2 separate regions of the Homo sapiens genome follow, and region 2 is linked to region 1. A link is a loop called in an ENCODE intact Hi-C map of the cell type or tissue named here. Cell type or tissue: heart left ventricle. All regions are shown on one strand. Links, peaks and the distances in the headings refer to the core of each region. The heading gives the core; the rest is flanking DNA. Region 1 overlaps PLEKHA6 (pleckstrin homology domain containing A6). Region 2 overlaps PLEKHA6 (pleckstrin homology domain containing A6).

What was found. A loop is a pair of places that touch in the nucleus more often than their neighbours do. Peaks named below come from ENCODE experiments on the same cell type or tissue, not always from the same donor. Only the 100,000 strongest peaks of a DNase experiment are listed, where the experiment ranks them.
Region 2: a loop joins it to region 1, with 1.8 times the contacts of the local background. A loop is called at or near these places in 15 of 110 quality-filtered maps.

The regions. Positions count from the first base shown.
Region 1 is chr1:204,345,631-204,353,069 of GRCh38, reverse strand. All of the region lies in intron 1 of PLEKHA6 (pleckstrin homology domain containing A6), which reads left to right. It also overlaps the pseudogene RPL21P19. Among named protein-coding and RNA genes, the nearest start is that of PLEKHA6, 11 kb to the left of the region's middle. RefSeq lists an enhancer at 3,738-4,476. In heart left ventricle, for the core only: no CTCF peak of the experiment used is centred there; DNase peaks (open chromatin) are centred at 1,989 and 4,059; H3K4me3 peaks cover 723 bases; H3K27ac peaks cover 1,979 bases.
Region 2 is chr1:204,292,763-204,300,201 of GRCh38, reverse strand. The region is part of intron 1 of PLEKHA6 (pleckstrin homology domain containing A6); the gene reads left to right. Among named protein-coding and RNA genes, the nearest start is that of PLEKHA6, 63 kb to the left of the region's middle. RefSeq lists an enhancer at 3,983-4,874. In heart left ventricle, for the core only: a CTCF peak has its summit at 3,618; no DNase peak of the experiment used is centred there; H3K27ac peaks cover 3,840 bases.

The DNA.
Region 1 (7,439 bases), core at 1,188-6,187:
GGGTACATACTTACTGCATGCTCCTTATGTACCAGGCAGGTACTAGGTTGCAAAAATGAATTTTTATTTTGATTTATTTATTTTTGAGATGGGGCCTCACTCTGTCCCCCAGGCTGGAATGCAGTGGCATGATCATAGCTCACTGTAGTCTCCACCTCCTAGGCTCATGCAGTCCTCCCACCTCAGCCTCCTGAGTAGCTGGGACCACAGGCATGCACCACCACACCTGGCTGATTATTTTATTTTTTGTAGAGACAGAGTCTCACTTTGTTGCCCAGGCTAGTCTTAAACTCCTGGGCTCAAGTGATCCTCCTGCCTCGGCCTCCCAAAGTATTGGGACTACAGGCGTGAGCCACTGTGACCGGTCAAAAAAAAATTTTTAAACTCACGCTCTTGTAAGGGAGCAGATGAGTGAGCAAACGACCATGCTGTATATGATACAGACATATGCTACATATGTTGGTGGCCAAAAAAGAAAAGGATAGACTCTCCTAGGAGGTTCCCCAAGGCAGAAACCTTAAGCCGGGTCTCAGCTTGGGAAAATTACTTAACCTCTCTGGGTCTCTGTTTCCTAAGCTATCCTGTTAGGAGACTGAAGTCTCCGCAGCGGCAAGGAGTAAATGAAATAAAATAATATGAAGAAAACATGTGGCACTGGATAGTCTTTTTTTCTTTTTTCTTTTCTTTTTTTTTTTGAGACGGAGTCTCGCTCTGTGGCCCAGGCTGGAGTGCAGTGGTGCGATCTTGGCTCACTGCAACCTCTGCCTCCCAGGTTCAAGCAATTCTCCTGCCTCAGCCTCCTGAGTAGCTGGGATTACAAGGCATGCGCCACCATGCCGGGCTAATTTTGGTATTTTTAGTAGAGATGGGGTTTCACCATGTTGGCCAGGCTGGTCTCAAATTCCTGGCCTCAAGTGATCTGTCTGCCTTGGCCTCCGGAAGTGCTGGGGTTACAGGTGTGAGCCACCACACCTGGCCTAAATAATCTTTTTTTTTGAGACAAAGTCTCACTCTGTCACCCAGGCTGGAGTGCAGTGGCGAGATCTCGGCTCACTGCAACCTCCGCCTGCCAGGTTCAAACGATTCTCTTGCCTCAGCCTCCTGAGTAGTTGGGATTACAGACATGCACCACCACGCCTGGCTAATTTTTGTATTTTTAGTAGAGATGAGTTTTTACCATGTTGGGCATGGTGAAACTTAATAACTTAATAAAAGTTAAAAATGTCACCTTGAAACCAGGCCTGGGATTGGTTGGTGGGAGGAGCTTGGGGAGGGCAGGAGCTGAAGGAATTCCAGGAAGCTGGTCCCTACACAGCCTCACCCTGTCTCTGCTGGTTAGTACCTGTGCAGCCTTGAGTAAGTCCCTCACCTTCTCTAAGTCTCAGGCACTCTATCTGCGAAGTGAGGATAATATGATTGTTGTATGGCTCAATTGAGAAACTTCACACAAGTCACCTACAACATGCTAGGCACATAGTAAGTACTAGAAAATATTAGCTCTTCCTTATGATTTTTACCACCATATTTCACAGAGAGACCACATCTGCACGCTGACACACGCATGTTGCATATGTGTGGACTCCTGGATATGCTCAGGAAGGGCGGAGGGTGAGAGGGCCTGGGGTTAGGCTGAATGACAGCTGGCTGCTGCTCAGCCTGAGAAGCCTTCCTGGAGGTGAGGCGACCGGAACTCTGTAGAGAAGGTGGGAGGGGTCGGGTTCGGCTTGGGTGATGGAACTGGGGAGGACGGCTTGTGGTTCATGCCCAAGTTGGGGGAGCCTGCTTCATGGGAAACATGTCAAAGGGAAAGGTGGCCCCTGACAGCAGGAACTTAGTTATCTCAGGCACGTAGGCCACCTCCCCCCCGCCACACCCCACTCCCCCTGCCTGGGCCAGTCCTGCCAGCAGCATCCCAGCTGCTCGGTAGCCCGGCTGGTCCCCTGACCTTCCTAAGCAAGGCAGCCTGGCGGCCATGCTGGGTTGCCGTGGTAACTGGCGGCCTCCCAGCTGGGTTGCCCGGGTAACCGGTTAGCTGGCGTTCGGAGAGGAGGGTGGTGAGCTGGGGGAAGTCAGCCTCAAAAGAGGCAGAGAAGGACAAGGGCTGGACAAGGAGGAAGACAGATCCCAGATGCCCCCAGCACAGCCCTCTCCTCTCTCCCTCGTGGGACTGGGAAAGCCAGAAAAAGGCAGGTAGGAAAGAATGTTGTGCTGTTTCCGACCCTTTGTGTGTATGTTTTGCAGTGTGAGTCGTCTTGGCCTTCATGGGACGTTTAGGGGATTTGACAGGGCGGCTCAGGAGCTAACCCTGGCAGTGATAAAACCAGGGGCCATCCAAACCAAGACGTCAGTCCTGGTCCTCCCCCCGCCCCCATCTCCCAGACAATTTTACCTCTTTGAGCTTTGATTTCTTCATCTGTAAAATGGAGAGAACTTGGACCTCCAGAGCACACGTTTGGGAGCAGTGCCTGGCACCGTCAGCGGTGGGTTCCTTCCTCTCCTTCCATAGTGATTTTTGATTTGGTGGCTGCTTTCCAGCCTGTGAAGAGCTTGCACTAGAGGCCAACCCTGCTCTGAGCCCAGCCCTGCGGAGGGGATGGTGGTGGGATGGTTGGAATTCTTGACAAATTAGAGACATGGCTCTTACCTCAAGGAGTTTACCAGCTCACTCTGCTGAGGGCAGAACACAAGTTACACAGGTTGGAACATCTGCAAGAGCAAGAAAGGTTTTTTTATTTTTGTTTTTGTTTTTGAGACACGGTCTTACTCTGTCACCCATGCTGGAGTGTCCTGGTGACATCATAGCTCATTGCAGCCTTGACCTCCCTGGCTCAAGCCATCCTCCCACCTCAGCCTCCCAAGGAGCTGGGACTACACGTGCTTGCCACTGTGCCCAGCTAATTTTTGTATTTTTTGGTAGAGACGGTTTCACCATGTTGTCCAGGCTGGTCTTGAACTTCTGGGCTCAAGTGAGCCATCTGCCTCAGCTTCCCAAAGTGCTGGGATTACAGACATGAACCACTGCGCCTGGCCAGAATGTTTTAAAAGGAAGACATCGAAATTTTTGACTGCAACCAGTAGAAATACATTCCAGGAGCACATGCGTGTTACCCTTACTGTAAGTGGTGCATGTCATATTGCAGTCTTGTCTGGCCTATACATATTTATTTTTAAAGATAGTCTTCACCCTTCAACTTGCTTTCGCACTCACAGATGAGTCACTTCTTTCAGTGAAACACTGAGACAGCATGCGCACTAAGGCTCTTCAGGTATGTATAGGCCCTCCCCCACTGCTCTCACCTTCCAGGTGCCATCACCTGGGGCATCCTCGCCACTCTGATCTATGAAGTCAACGAGACTGAGAAGTCTCATGACTTGCCTAGGGCCAGAAGCAGCAAGTCCTGGAGCCAAGGCTCGAGCTGGGTCTCTGTTGCTCAGGTCCACAGCCCACCCTAACGCCTGCTGAATCTGCTGCCCAGTTTTATTCCTGCTGTGAGGAGAACTCAAGGATTCTTTTTTTTTTTTTTTTTTTGAGATGGAGTCCTGCTCTGTTGCCCAGGCTGGAGCGCAGTGGCGTGATCTTGGCTCACTGCAACCTCTGGCTCCTGGGTTCAAGTGATTCTCCTGCCTCAGCCTCCCAAGTAGCTGGGATTACAGGCACACACCACCATGCCCAGCTAAATTTTTTGTACTTTTAGTAGAGACGGGGTTTCGCCATATTGGCCAGGCTGGTCTCGAACTCCTGACCTCAAGTGATCCGCCCGCCTCGGCCTCCCAAAGTGCTGGGATTATAGGCGTGAGCCACCGCACCCGGCCAAGAACTCAAGGATTCTTATAGGGAGAGAAAGAGAGATCTCAAGATCCAAACAGATCCCAGGTGTCTGTCCTGGCCCCCTTAAAATTGAGGGCCTGGAGCCAGGCCCGGAACTCAGGCTCCTCTTGTCTGCTGTCTCAGGGACTGCAGAGGCTGGGACTGAGGAGAGCTGTGAAAAGAGAAGGCCAAGCTTGAAGCAGTCTGGGTGTTCCCTCCGTGTCTGAGGGGAGTCAGCCGGGAAGGATGGGTGGGGCTAGCTGCGTGGGCTGAAGCTAACCCCTCCCGACAAGCTGTTCTGGTTGCCAAGCAACTGGACCTCACTGTGAGGGCAGACTTGGTGTCAGGGGCCCAGGCCATGCCTAGAGGCCTCAGGCTTCTGGGAGGTTTTTTGACAGGAAAGCCTTAAACCAGTCCCCAGAGAAGCCCGTTTCTCATTGTCTATCTCCCATCTGACAATGGAGATGACAGTCAGCAGGATGTCTGCCAAGTGTGGCCTTGAGCACAGGCTAAGGTCAGCAGGGTGGGGGAGATGGCGGGGGGGGGGTTTGGCACCTGGGGGCTGAGTTGGGAGTGCCTGAAGCAAGAGGGGCGCGAGTGGCTGTGGAATACCCAGGCCAAATGCTGACCCTATAAATATTTATTGTGATAAAATAAAGATAAGGCCTGGAATGAGAAGCAGGAGCGAATGAAGGAATCCACACTGCTCGGTTCCATTTTCAGCCATGCTGTGTGAATTCAGCCTGTGTGTCCATCTCTCAGGACCGGGTTGGTTTGTGTGGGGTTCACTAGCTGGTACCATTCCTTCCCTTCCCAAATGGACTTTGCTCTTTGCAAACAGAAGAACGGGCAAGGCATTTATGGCTGGGAGACATTTCCTTGCTGTTTGGGCGTATTCTCTTTTCAGCTTCAAGCTGCCCAACCTGCCCTGTGTTGAAGGGAGGGCTGAAGGGTGGCTGATGGCTGAATTAGGGCCCGTGGCTTGAGGAGAAGGTTGCAGAGGGTCAAGAAGCTTCAGCTCTAGCCATGTCCTGGTCTCTCTAGGTTTCTTGTTAATTTACTCAGCACCCACTGCTTTAAGCAGCATTTCCAACTGTAAAAATGAGAGCAGTCAGAAGGTATCTTGTCCAGGCTCTTGATTTGTTATTTACGGCTCTTGGTGCCTCTGTAACATGTGGTGTTACAGGCCAGGGTGGTGGGTGTGTGCGACTAGGAATTCCGCTGAAATTCAAGTTGGATGTACGTTTCTAGCTCCAGCTGGGTGAGTAGAGGCTGGGGAGATGGTGGGTTTCTGATAAGGAGAATCGGTACTTCAGGATGGTACCAGCTGGCAAGGAGAGCATGCCCAGTGCTTCAAGAAGAGCTGATTTACACTGTGAAATTGGATGAGTATCTTTCTTATAGGAACCCCTAATCTCTGCATCCATATACTCTGCCATCTACCCACTCAATATACTCTATTCTCCCAGCTTGTCCAGGGTGACCTTTTGTTGCGGGAAGTCAGGGACCCAAAACGGAGGGACCGACTGAAGCCATGGCAGAAGAACGTGGTTTGTGAAGATTTCATGGACATTTATTAGTTCCCCAAATTAATACTTTTATAATTTCTTATGCCTGTCTTTACTGCAATCTCTAAACATAAATTGTGAAGATTTCATGGACACTTATCGCTTCCCCAATCAATACCCTTGTGATTTCCTATGCCTGTCTTTACTTTAATCTCTTAATCCTGTCATCTCGTAAGCCGAGGAGGATGTATGTCACCTCAGGACCCAGTGATAATTGCGTTAACTGCACAAATTGTAGAGCATGTGTGTTTAAACAATATGAAATCTGGGCACCTTGAAAAAAGAACAGGATAACAGCAGTGTTTAGGGAACAAGAGAGATCACCTTAAACTCTGACAGCCAGTGAGCCAGGCAGAACAGAGCCATATTTCTCTTCTTTCAAAAGCAAATGGGAGCCTTTCGGCCATAACTGCCATCTTCCAGTAATTCGCCAAAATGACGAATACAAAGGGAAAGAGGAGAGGCACCCGATGTATGTTCTCTAGGCCTTTTAGAAAACATGGAGTTGTTCCTTTGGCCACGTATATGCGAGTCTATAAGAAAGGTGATATTGTAGACATCAAGGGAATGGGTACTGTTCAAAAAGGAATGCCCCACACGCGTTACCACGGCAAAACTGGAAGAGTCTACAATGTTACCCAGCATGCTGTTGGCATTGTTGTAAACAAACAAGTTAAAGGCAAGATTCTTGCCAAGAGAATTAATGTGCGTATTGAGCACATTAAGCACTCTAAGAGCCGAGATAGCTTCCTGAAACGTGTGAAGGAAAATGATCAGAAAAAGAAAGAAGCCAAAGAGAAAGTTACCTGGATTCAACTAAAGCGCCAGCCTGCTCCACCCAGAGAAGCACACTTTGTGAGAACCAATGGGAAGGAGCCTGAGCTGCTGGAACCTATTCCCTATGAATTCATGGCATAATAGGTGTTAAAAAAAAAAAAAGCAAATGGGAGAAATATCGCTGAATTCTTTTTCTCAGCAAGGAACATCCCTGGGAAAGAGAATACAAAGAGTCTGTTTCTGAGGTGATGGGTCACTTACCCATGGCCACATTGGGAAGTGAGGGAGGAATCAGAATTAGAATTTATGGATGTTTCCATGTTTCCTGCCGAGCCATCTTCTTGCCCCTCGTGTGACCCAACTGTGAGTGTGGGTGTGTATTAACCAGTAAGAGAAATGGAGGTGTGGGGGATGTGGTTATTTATTTGACTCCACTTTGTCATGGCTTCCCCTGTGGTCATGGCTCATTTGTGGTGGCTCAGAGCTGCCCGGCTGGCCACCCTCAGGTGCCCAGACCCGTGTTCTGGAAGAGGCAGGTGGTAGATGCTGCCTCCTCTAGGGGGGTGAGAGTGAGAGTGTTTGCTGCTCTCATGTTCCCATGCATACAGAGAGGGCCTGTCAGCTGCTCTAGGTATAATCGAGGGGGCTGTCAGACAGTGCAGAAATCTAGTCACAAAGCAGCTGAGGCAGGGCTTAGAGGCAGAGCTAGGGTGGAGGGAGAATCAGAGACCACACCCAGTGCCAGTAGTCTTCCTTGCTCCCTGCTGCCCACTTGTGATTGAGGAGGGGGCTATCCAATGGGGCAGCAGCTCCTCTAGGAGCCATAGCTTCCCTTTGCAGAACAGGCCTTCTCTGAATCCAGAAACCAAGTGTCCCCACTTAAAGCCAGCTTAACCATCTGGTGGTGGCTAGCAGGGTGAGCTTCGCTCATTCTCTTCTTTTCTCTGTACTCCTCTCCACACCTTTCTGCTCTTCCTTGCTATCCCTGTAACAGGGGTCACTTTTCTTGTGTGTGTTCAGATGTGAGTGTGGAGAGCGACTGGGAAGTTGGGTGAGCTGATTTTCTCCAGGGCTTCTGGTCTCTTACCATTAAGGTCAAGTGACTCAGCAGAGAAAGGAGGGTTTGCTCCAGTGGCTTTGCTGGGGGGAACCTGCTCTGGGGTCAGGGGGAGCAGAACATAGTGTGGGGGAAGAGGGGACAGGAGGAGTCATTGTTGGCCCTGCTGTTCTTTCAGGGAAATGCTTGAGTGCCTCCTCCACCAGCTCTCTAGTACTTGTGCTGTGGG
Region 2 (7,439 bases), core at 1,482-6,481, 53 kb after region 1:
CTCTGGTCTTCATTAGTGATATGAAAAAACAGTCAAAGGAAGCACTAATTCAATCTGCTGAAGATGCACCCTGCTGTTAACACATCATTGGAAAGATGGACCCTGGTCTGTTGTCTGGGCAATGGCATAGATAACCTCCCTCTTCTATCTTCTAAGTACTGTCAGATGGCGGCTGCCATTTCTGGGTCATCTCTAGGTCAGGCAAGATCTGGACTCTTAATATTCAGGCACATGTGTCCATGGTGTTCCTCTGTGGTGAGGAGCCTGCCATCAGTGAACTCCAAGCAGTAGAAGGGCCGGCTGCTCTGGCAGGGGAGTGGCCTGTGCTTCACTAGGGAGACACCCATTAGGAAGGGTGGTAGGTTAGTTTCCACAGGAACAAAGAACATCTGCTCCAGCCAACTAGAGAACAGATGGGGCAAAAAATATTCTTAAAGGGGACATTAGCTCATGGAATTGGTGCCAGGGAAGTAGGCCTTTCTAAAGAAGACATGAGGGGGCAGGTTAAACCTCTTAGCCTGAGAGAACTGTGAGGCCCTAAGACAGTAGAAGACCCACGTTGCTTTGGAAAGTGCAGGAGAAAGAATGCGAGATGTTTTCTCCCCTCAATAATGGCTGTCCTCTGGGAAAATGTCTCAAAGCTGTGTCAGCTTGCTGGCTGCCGGCTCAGAGCTCCCTGAGTCCTTCGGTCAGCAGTCCTCCCCTGCCACCTTCCCTATGGACCTTAGCTCACCTATATGACACACCCCACTTCTGTTGCCAGCTCCCTCTTAAACATCCCAGGGGCTCTTCTGCACTGGGCAGTAGGAAGCTCACCTGCTTTCTCTGACCCTCCTCTTTCTTCCTGTCCTCTCAGATGGCCTGGTGTCTAGGCTGGTGACAGCCTCCCAGCACCCTTTTCTGCTGTCTTTAGACAAAATTCCCAGTGCTTTCCCTTCTTCCTCCTGTTTGCTTTCCTTTTCTTCCTCATACCAACCATGTGTGCAAAGTCTAGATGGAGACTTTGGGTCCTCTGGAAATTATCTTGTCCCTTCCTCTGGGATTAATTTGTGACTTCTGGGTACAAGTTACTGACTACTCAAAGCAGCTGAAGCCCCAGAGGGGATTTAATTATAAGGGAGCTGGGGTGTCTCTCAGAACTCAAGGTCAAAGAAATGGCTGGATCACAAGAATGGACTAGAAGCAAGAAGCTGAATGCCACAGATATGGTCTTTGCCCCTCTCTGTGTGCTGGCTCATTCACTTCTCTCATTGCAGAGAGGACTTTCAGCTTCCTGGTCAGTCTATAGGAAAGAAAAGATGGAAAAGCAGCTCCTTCCTGTGCACATCACCAATAGAATTGCCTGGAGAAGGGCTGGCCTCTTTTTTCTCTCCATCTCTGTTCCCATCCCTGGGGAGGGATTTTGGCTGAGCTGAGATCAGGTGGCTACCCCATGTAACCACAAGAGTGGGTAGGGTTTAGGCACATGGTTATTTCCTTAACCATGGATCTAGGGATGGGGCCAGTTTCTAGAAATGGGTTAGTACTTTCTGTTGCACATTAGCCCTTCTTGGACCTCCAAGCCTAGGGGAGTCTGGCCTAGAGAGTTTACACACCCCAACTCCTCTCGCTTGGCTCTTCTCCTGCCTGGCATGAGGACGGGCAAGGCCTAGCAAGGAGCAGGGTAGTCTGACTGATGGAACCTGGGGCATGGCTGTGTGTCATTGCCATTCTCCATGTGCAGAAAAGACCCGGAACCTGGACCTTGAAGGCCATTCAGTCCCCGACCCCTCCTCAGGTACCACTCTACCCTTTTAGTAAAGTCTTTCATAAATGGTTTGATTGTTCCATTTGACACTAGGGAGTCAACATTGAAAAGTCTCACTGTTGGAAAGCTCATTGTTTCTAAATTCAGTCTTTCATGATGTAACTGAATCCATCCATTGTCCCTCATTCCATCTGGGGCTCACAAGGAAGACTCAGGCCCACCATCTTGCTTAGGTTAGGATTGAATTAGTGAATATGAAACTATTTTTGCATGAGAAGACAAGGGCTTGGGCCAGGCTCTATGGGATTTGGAAGCATTTTTGACTGGCTGCTGCTCTTCATCGAAGTGAACCCCTGAGGAGAAGAGACACATGTCTGACTACTTGTGGAAATGCCCAAGAGCACTCCTCTAGATTCTTCTTTTCCAACTACTGGCTCCATGGGACCAGAGCCAATTGTGAACCATGAGAAAGGTGTGGAGGTTCAGGCAAGTCAATGGGGAGAGATATGAGGAGTAGGGGGAGGACAGCAAAGGGGTCCTAGATCAAGATGCCGTCTTCCCTCTATCACTCACATTGATGGACCTTGTGGAGGTTGGGCAACCAAAACCTGCAAAGAACCCTAAATCCTTTTGGATCTCTGATAAGAAACAGCTCATAGTTAGCAATGTAGAGGGGACTGAATTTCAGTTCCGATGTTTCTGGTGGTTCCACAAGCTGGGGGGTTGAGACAATGATAACCACGAACGTGTAACAGGCATCGTTTTAGGCATTTTATGTGAATTAAGTCACTTAATCCTCACAATAAATCCTATGAAGTAGAAACTGTTACCCACCCCCCCTGTTGCCGATGAGGAAACTGAGGCATAGAGAGATTGAATAACTTGTCCAAAGTCCCATTGCTAGTATGGAGTAGAGTCAGGATTCTAATCCAGGCATTGTGACTTCCCAGCCATCCTTCCTTTTCTCTCTGACCAACTGGGGAACCAAACAGTTCTACCCCAGGTGAACAGGAGAAAAGACTGCCTGATATCAACTCCCCCAGGACAGCGACCTTGTCCTTTGTAGCCATGTGCTAAGGCCCAGTGCCTTACACCCAGTAGAATTTCTTGTTGGAAAGAGAAAACTTAAAGGGGGACGAGGATTAGTCTTTGTCTTGAGACTTTCCAACAAGAGAAATTTACATTTAGACACTCCATGTATCCATGTATTTTCCTACCAGAAGGTAGTGTTTAGGAGTTAAATGTCACATCAAAGACAAATGTTAGAGCCAGGAGATTTTTCTTTCTAGGAAGAAGGATATGTTAGTTAGTGACTTTCTCCATCTGATTCGGATTTTATCTCTACTGTTGTCACTAAATTCTTTTCCTTTCTCTCTCCATGGAGCTGGTAGTTTAAAAAAAGAAATCTGCAGGGATGGGTACGGTGGCTCTCTGGTTATGGTGGTAATAGCCATGTTCCTAAATCTGAACTCCTTTCTTCAGGTCAAATTGCATAAGCTTTCCATGGTACTGCAGGCTTTTTCTTTCTGCTCCCCTTCACTCTGCGATGCCTCAAACCTCTCATTTCCGTCCACGCTCTCTGCAGACACAGAGTACTGAGGCTGGAAGGAGAAGGAGGGGAACAGGCAGGCCCCACTCTCTGCTCTGAGTAGTGTGTGGGAGGAGGCTGGAGAACGGAGCACTTCTCTCTGATCCTGCCTGACTCTTTTGGAGCCAGTGAGGTGGGGGTGTCTCTGAGTGAAGCAGAGGGAGGCCTGGAGGGGCTCAGGAGCTGGACTATTTCTGTAACACAGAGCACGTCTGCAGCCAGCCACAGAGAAGGTCAAACTCTGGGTGCAGGGCTGGAATGCAAGGGGCCAGGCAGCTGGGGGGAGCTGTGGTTTCACCCTTCTGGCAGCTTAGAGGGCCGCTGCAATGCCCTTTGGGGAAGGTGGGGCTACCCACAGCAAAGCGAGTAGGGGAGTGGGGAGGGACTCTGCTCTGGTAGATAGTGATGATGGTGCAGGGCATTGGAGGAGGGTAGGGGAAGGCATGCAAAATCTAAATGCCCATCACATGTGTTGGAGAGGAATTGAATTCCAAGATGTGGGGGCTTTAATTCATGCTCTCTACCATTAAAAAAAAAAATCAGGCAAAGCACTGTGTGAGAGGAAAGAGAAATAGTGCTGAGACGGGAACCAGGAGGCCACGAAACACACGCATGTGAGTGTGCACCAGTGTTCAGAAATCCACATGGGGAGGAGGATGCACTTGCACTGGCCCCTTCCAAGGCCATATCTAACACACAAATTTGTACCTATAGTCTTTTCCTTAATGAGGACCACGCCCCTCCCACCACAAATTGTATAAGCTCCAGGACCCCAGAAACCCAGATCTGTTGCTGCATCCACGACACTGACACATATGCCCTTCCTTGGTCCCCTGCCTGCACGTCATGAAGCCCCTTCCTCTGTGTGCGTGCACCCCGTAGCTTCTGTGCCTTACCCTCATCTTCCCACGTGTGTTTGTGCGGTTTGGAGCTTCTTGAGTTTCCGTTTATAGTTAGAAAATTGCCCTGCTCTGGCTCTGGCTTTGTCACAGGAGGCTCGTGTTGGCTCAGTCTGACTGCTGCTTGACCTTTGGCCACCCTGCCCTTGGCTTGGCCTGCTGTGGCCACCTAGAAGCATAATCTGTTGGTTTGTTTTCCTTCTCGGGCTGTGGGTCCTCCCCAGCTGAATCTAAGCCTCTAAAATGGGGTGAGGGTTTCAGATGAGCAGGCAGCCTTTGGAAGGAGCGCTTCCCTGAAGAACCGAAGGTGCTCAGGATGAGCAGCTCTTTTGTCCTATAATTTGCTCTAGGGGCAATGAGATTCCCTTTCTCAGGTCTAGTGGGCCCCAAGAGAACAAGGACTTGCTACACACCTTATGCAGCTGGATAGCAGCATAAGCACTAGAATTTTTTTTTTGTTGTTTGTTTTTTTTTTTTTGAGATGGCATCTCCCTCTGTCACCCAGGCTAGAGTGCAATAGCATGACCTCAGCTCACTGCAACCTCCGCCTCCCGGATTCAAGCGATCCTCTTGCCTCAGCCTCCCGAGTAGCTGGGACTACAGGCGTGTGCCACCACACCTGGTTACTTTTTGTATTTTTAGTAGAAACAGGGTTTCATTATGTTGGCCAGGCTGTACTTGAACTCCAGACCTCAGGAAATCCACCCACCTTGGCCTCCCAAAGTGCTGGGATTATGGGCATGAGCCAATGCGCCTGGCCTAGAACTGGGTCTTCTTAGTCAATTATTTCTGTCCAGTAATGTTGACCCTTAGAATGGACTGCTTTCAACCATGACACACACACAAAAGCCCACCTCCCAGTTCAAATTACACTAGGAACAGACCTCCCTCACATTTGAGATTCTCAGGTGTTAATTGTTCTGGCTCCTAAGTACAGGGGAGAGGGTACTATCTTGATGGATAACTTCTTTAGGAACAAATTATTAAGCATCCATCTGTAGGTGTCAAAGTGGTGAGGGGTTTTATAATCAAAATTGAGCCACTGTCTCCTAAGGATAAATAGCCCAAGGCAGATGCAGACAGATAATAATGATTATTAGCATTTATTGAACATTTACTAAGTGCCAGAACCTTTCATAAATTTTTTGTGGGTATAATCTTATTTACTCCTGTGACGAACCCATGAAGAAGGTCCGTATATTATCCCGTTTTCACAGATGGGGGAATGAAAGCACAGAGAGGTTAAGTTTCTCACCCAGAGTCCCTTAGGTAGTAACTGGTGGAGCCGGGATTGGAACTGGGGCAGTCTGACTCCAGAGCCAAAAATCTCAAGGCTAATGCGGATTCAACTCAATAAAAATAAACGAAAGGATTAGCTGGTAGGATGATGCATGAGAAGGGAATTTCAAGTTGCACAACTAACATAAAGTGGGAAGAAAGCTGGCTTTGGGCTGTGTCCTGGGCTCTAATCCCAGTTCTCTCACTTCCTAACTGTGTAGCCTTGGGCTAATAACCTGACCTCTCAGGTTCTTCCTCCGCAACAGCAGGACAGCAATACCTATCTCTGGGGGTTAAGCAGAGAATTCGCTAGCATCATGACTTGGATAGGTGTTAATTTCCTTTTTCTTTCTGTGCTAGTTGTCAAGTTTTCCTGGGAGGGTGAAGGGTAATTTGGGAATTCAAGGTTAATTCTTATTTCAAGAAGAAATGTCCAACCAGCCCTCCAGTACCCTATCTTCTGGACAAGATTTTCTGCCATCACCACTTCCTCCGTATCCTCCTGGGATGGCCTGGAATTGGAGGAGAGACAGGCTGGAGAGAGAGAAGGGTGTTTGGCTTAATGCAGCTGTCAAGCAGCTGTCACGCTCTGGCCACTCTTTCTTCATCTTCTCTTTTTCCTTTTAAAAACAAGGACATTCTCTTGCATAACCACAGTACAATTAACAGACTCAGGAAACTTAATAACATCGATACAATTCTATTATCTAATATACAGTCCATATTGAAATTTCACCAGTTGTCCTAATAATGTCATTAGAATCCAATTCAGGATCATGTCTCTTTCCTCTCAGTCTGGAAAGTCCCTCAGCCTTTCTCCATGTTCATGCATTGAAGTTTTCTTAAAGAGCACAGGATCCTCTCTGGGACTTCCTGAGCCTTGTCCCGTCTTTCCTCATCCCTGAGCAGGGCTGACTAGAGTAAGGCGATTAATACACTCCCCTTAGGTACAAAATGTCTTACATTTTGCCAAATGGGTGCCAAAAAACTCGGTAGTCAAGATAAATAACATTTCAATGCAATAATTTTAAAATCAAAATCAATGCAAACATTTCATGAAGAACAAAATAGTAACATTCGAAATAAAGACAGGATCTAAAACAGTGCCACTTTAAGCCAAATTGGAGGCTGAGGCAAAAGGGAAATTCCAGTGATACTGGTCCTGTCTTTATTTGAAATGTTGGTATTTCATTCATCATGGGTTTTTAATGTTAATTTTTATTTCAAAAATATCGCGTTAAAATAAGTCTTGATTGGCCGGGTGCAGTGGCTCATGCTTGTAATCCCAGCACTTTGGGAGGCCAAGGCGGGCGGATCACCTGAGGCCAGGAGTTCGAGATCAGCCTGGCCAGCATGGTGAAACCGTATCTCTACTGAAAATACAAAAATTAACTGGGTGTGGTGGCACATGCCTGTAGTCCCAGCTACTTGGGAGGCTGAGGCAGGATAATCGCTTGAACTTGGGAGGCAGAGGTTGCAATGAGCCAAGATCGCGCCACTGCACTGCAGCCTGGGTGACAGAGCAAGACTCCATCTCAAAGAAAAAAAAAAAGTCTGATTACTGAGTTTTTGGATGCCCCTTAAACTTTGTGCTCCCTCCCCCACTCCCACAGTGTGGGCTTGCTCCCTCTCCCAGTCATCCCACCCTCAGAACAAGTTGGGGGAGAGAGGTGGGGCTCCATGCCAGGAGGAGGAAGGTTAGGGTACAGAGAAGAGGCGGGAGGGGAGGGGTACAGAGGCCTGGAACGCAGCCGTGTGTCTGGCCGGGAGCTCTCTAACACTAACAGCTTCCAGCTGCTTCCACAACCTCCAGACTTCCGCCTTGGGAGTGGCATTTGGTTGTTTTTTATTCCCCCTCTTCACATCAAATGTGTGATCTAATTAGACTTTGCATCCCTCATTTCTATCAGTCTTCCCTGTCTTGCAG